Regions from separate parts of the Homo sapiens genome. Here region 2 is linked to region 1. A link is an interaction called in ENCODE POLR2A ChIA-PET data of the cell type or tissue named here. Cell type or tissue: GM12878. All regions are shown on one strand.

Region 1 (2,500 bases):
AAAATAAGTTTTTTCAAAGGCCCCAATTCCCTGACCGTTTTCTTATTTTTCTCTCTCTCATTATTCACATGTTCAAACACTGTAAACTGAATTGTGTGATGGGCACTTGGAGGCACCAAAAATAAGTGAGTCAGGATTTCTATTATTGAAGGGAAAAAGACATTTAAATAGATACAGCACAAGATATTAAGTGCTGTAAGATGCTACAACAAAGCTTATTTAGGCAGGGACTATATTTTATTCATCTTTGTAGCCACGCTCATATAATAATACCCAGCACATAGTTAATTATTTCCTGAAAAAATGTTTTCATGTCCAGGATTTCTTCTGACTGGCTTTAATATTCATATATGTGGTGGAAGACCCTCTATATCAAATCTGAGTATAATTAAGCTACACTTGAGTTTCCTTGGAAACTCCTTGGAATATAAATATACATTTATATTCAAATGTATATTAGCGTCAACTGCCAGTCCTAGATGTACTAAAATCAATTAGCCTTATTTTATGCTTTCCTAGCACTAGAAAAAAACATAGTAGATGGCAAACCTGTCACATAAGAAACAACTGCATTCATTAATTGAGATTGAATGTAGGTGCAGGTTGAATATCTCTTATCCAAAATGCTTGGGACCGGAAGTGTTTTAGATTTCTTTTTTTTGATCTTTGAATATTTGCATATTCATAATAAGATACCTTGGGGATGGGACCCAAGTCTAAACATGAAATTCATTTATGTTTCATATACACTTTTTACACATAGCCTGCAGCTAATTTTATTTTTCTCTTGGGAACAGAGTAAACTGTTGTACACCTGCATTTTGACTGTGACCCATCATATGAGGTCAGGTGTGGAATTTTCCACTTGTGGCATCATGTCAACACTCAAAAAGTTTTGGATTTTGAAGCATTTTGAATTTCAGATTTTCAAGTTAAGGATGTTCAACCTGCGCTGTTTGGCTATATTAATTCATGTAGAACTCTTCACAATCTAGAAGCAAGCCTGCCCTCTAGTGCTAAAACTGTCAAATTGAATTGGAATAGCAATTTCCAACAATGAGAAAAAGAAACTAGCACTCCAGATGTTGTTATTCTTAATATAAAAAACTGTATTACTTCAAAACAAAAACTTTATTCCAAGAATAAAGTGACACTCCCTCCTCAATTTAATTTGCCATTTGTTTACATATTTGGCAACTATTATCAATCTTGCTTTTTAAATCTTAGTGCTTCTACAACACTATAGAAAGTAATGGTTTGTATATGTGTGGTAGAAAATGTTAACATTTTATTTCTATTTGAAAAATCACAAAAGTTGGCCTTGAATTTCATCGATCATATGTCTTCAATTAAGTTCTATCCTCTGGCTACACTTACTCTCTAAGTGGTTTCATCCATGTCCTGACTTAAAATAAGATTACACACTGATGACTTCCAAATATATTTATCTCCAGCCCAGACCTCTACTTTTCCAGGTTCAAATATCCAACTGCCCACTCTACATTTTCCTTTGGACGTCTGACAGACAAGTCTACCATAACATATCCAAAAGTAAACTCTCAATCTACCCGCTTAAGCCTGCTCCTCTGAGTCTTCGCCATCTTATTAATGCCCACTTCATTCTTCAAGCCAAAAACCTTGATCATTCTTTTTTTCATACCTCACATCCATTCTATCAGCATATCCTTTTGGTGCTACCACCAAAATACATTCAGAATCTGACCACTTATTATTTCCATTACTCTTAATCTCAAATTGTACCATTTGTCACCTGGATTTACCATATTATCTTCCTACTACTACCTGCTTCCATCCTTGCTTTGATCTGAATCCTAATTGCTTGCTAGCTCACTCAGTAAAGTCCTACTCTTGAGAAAGGGCTATAATGCCCTACGTAATTACCTACAATCAGGCAGGATTATTACTCCCAATCTCTCTCAGTTCATTTTCTAATTCTCCCTAAAATGCTATTATTGTTCACTACAGTCACACTGATCTCTTTACTGTTTCTTTACACTCTGTACCAGCTCAGGGCCTTAGCATGTAATATTCCTTCTGCCTGGAATGCTCTCCTCCCAGATATCCACACTGCACAACCATTCACCTCCTCAGGCCTCTGCTCAATGTCACATATCAGTGTACATGCTACTTAATAGTAATCCTATCCTCACACACTCTCTGGGCCCCTTCCTCAACTTACTTTCCCCATATAACCTTGTCACCAAATGATAAACTATTTTACTAACCAATTAAAATAAAAATCCCATAAAGGTTCGAAATTACTGTCTTGCTTCGTGCCCTGCAATATATTCAGGCCTAGAATACTTCTTGGCATATAGTAGATGCTTGAGATTTGTTAAATTAATGATTTAGTCTAAGGAGAATATTAATAATTTTGTTTGATTATAAAAATGGCAGGATAACACAGGAAATCCTAGCTATTTCTTTTTATAAAAGACAGTAAATTTGTCAGAAAAAAATAAACTATCATAACTAACCA
Region 2 (2,500 bases), 690 kb before region 1:
CAAGGCATGCGCTTAAAAATGAAATAGAGCTCATTCCTTGTTATTTAAATCTTTGTTCTGGTGCCATTTCTTCGGACACGGATTCCACGCGTGTTTGAACAAGAGGGGACATTGTTGACGTTGTATATTTATTATAAGTTTCCAGAAGATGGCAGTAGTGTCTTGAAGAATTATGTCTTTTTGTATTTTTTCATAAAAGTATCATATGGGCTAGCATTGACTCTTAGCAGAAAATGCTTCCCTGACTACCCTATCTAAAATGACTTCCTGCTTCCTGGTTTCTTTTAATGACCTTACACTACTTTTTTCTTCAGAGCATCTGTCACTGTCTAAAATCATACTGCCTTAATTACTTCTGAAGCCATACTTTTTCACTACATCTTCTGGGTGAACTGATCTTCTATTTTACTATACTTCCCATTTTTGTTTATGTTATTCTCTCTACCTCAGCAATCCACTTGTCTAGACCCTGTCCATCCTTCAAGTCCAAACTCTAATGCGCCACTTTTCCATGAAGTCTTTGTGATTTCCCCCCACTTTCCTGGCTGGAGAAGATTATTTCTCACTTCTAAGTTCGTATAGCATATTGGTTTCCAGAAATGACTATACATCAGAATCATTTGGGAAATATTCAAAAGATACAGATTCCTAATTCTTATCCTTAGAGAATCTTTCATTAAGTAAGTCTAGGATGTAGCCAGAGAGGTGGGTTTTGTAAAAAGTATAGCATATTAATTGTATTCTCATTTGACCATTATGAAGTTCAAACTTTTATTGGAGTTATAGGTAATCGATGCATATAGCTCATCTCCTTTACCAGAATATGAGAGTAAAGGATGAATAAAGATTGTGCCATGATACTTTTTTCCATAGGTTTATGTTTGTGGAATTTAATATTAGCATGTTTCTTTTCAAATAGTTATTCATTTTGGACCTGGAGAAAGTTCTTCAGAAGATGCTGTCATGATGAATACACCTGTGGTTAAATCTGCCTTGGAAATGGGCTTTAATAGAGACCTGGTGAAACAAACAGTTCAAAGTAAAATCCTGACAACTGGAGAGAACTATAAAACAGTTAATGATATTGTGTCAGCACTTCTTAATGCTGAAGATGAAAAAAGAGAAGAGGAGAAGGAAAAACAAGCTGAAGAAATGGCATCAGGTATTTGGGGATGTTAGTCACCTGCATTGTTTCTCAGTGGAGCTCTTAGGACTGTCTCACATGTTACAGGACACCATGCTTGTTTCACATCCACTAACTGCTGGTAGCAGTCCTCCAGTCATTTCGAAACCATCCCTCCTTTTCTACCCCTTTCAATTGCTTCTAGTTGAGAACCATTGACTGCCGCTTTTTTCTATACATTTATTTTCGGATGAGGTTCTCTGATTTATGCCAATCAGAGAATTTTAGCATAATAAGCTCTTTCTTGAGCTGTATTCCATTTCTTTCTCATACATAACAAATTTAAATTGTTTTGAAAAAGCAAGATGTTAAAGTTGGATGCAGGTCTTTTTTCAACCTGTTTTTTTTTTTAAGTTTCTGCAAATCATATTTTTAATAGGATACTTTACTCCCTAATCCTTGCTAAGTGATCCTCATACACAAAATAGAACTTACAATGAAATTCTGGGGCTTGATGAGAACCACCTGCCCAATCCAAGGATAACAGGAAAACTGATTTTTGTATTCGTCCAGATAGTATTAAGTCTCGGCCTCTCAAAACAAGTATTTTGAGTAATCATTTATTCCTTCAATAAATTTTTTTTTTTCTTTTTTCTATTTTTTTTTAATTATACTTTAAGTTTTAGGGTACATGTGCACATTGTGCAGGTTAGTTACATATGTATACATGTGCCATGCTGGTGCGCTGCACCCACTAACTCATCATCTAGCATTAGGTATATCTCCCAATGCTATCCCTCCCCCCTCCCCCCACCCCACCACAGTCCCCAGAGTGTGATATTCCCCTTCCTGTGTCCATGTGATCTCATTGTTCAGTTCCCACCTATGAGTGAGAATATGCGGTGTTTGGTTTTTCGTTCTTGCGATAGTTTACTGAGAATGATGATTTCCAATTTCATCCATGTCCCTACAAAGGACACGAACTCATCATTTTTTATGGCTGCATAGTATTCCATGGTGTATATGTGCCACATTTTCTTAATCCGGTCTATCATTGTTGGACATTTGGGTTGGTTCCAAGTCTTTGCTATTGTGAATAATGCCGCAATAAACATACGTGTGCATGTGTCTTTATAGCAGCATGATTTATAGTCATTTGGGTATATACCCAGTAATGGGATGGCTGGGTCAAATGGTATTTCTAGTTCTAGATCCCTGAGGAATCGCCACACTGACTTCCACAATGCTTGAACTAGTTTACAGTCCCACCAACAGTGTAAAAGTGTTCCTATTTCTCCACATCCTCTCCAGCACCTGTTGTTTCCTGACTTTTTAATGATTGCCATTCTAACTGGTGTGAGATGGTATCTCATTGTG

The links. Peaks named below come from ENCODE experiments on the same cell type or tissue, not always from the same donor. Only the 100,000 strongest peaks of a DNase experiment are listed, where the experiment ranks them.
Region 2: POLR2A ChIA-PET joins it to region 1 with 5 read pairs; 1 of 35 experiments calls an interaction of 5 or more read pairs at or near these places.

What each region holds. Positions count from the first base shown.
Region 1 is chr11:103,054,349-103,056,848 of GRCh38, forward strand. DCUN1D5 (defective in cullin neddylation 1 domain containing 5) reads right to left here. Exons shown (of 8, transcript NM_032299.4): 8 at 1-2,500. Among named protein-coding and RNA genes, the nearest start is that of DCUN1D5, 37 kb to the right of the region's middle. In GM12878, a CTCF peak has its summit at 1,006 (motif pointing left); a DNase peak (open chromatin) is centred at 985.
Region 2 is chr11:102,367,387-102,369,886 of GRCh38, forward strand. BIRC2 (baculoviral IAP repeat containing 2) reads left to right here. Exons shown (of 9, transcript NM_001166.5): 6 at 920-1,162. Among named protein-coding and RNA genes, the nearest start is that of BIRC2, 21 kb to the left of the region's middle. In GM12878, a CTCF peak has its summit at 142 (motif pointing right); a DNase peak (open chromatin) is centred at 1,275.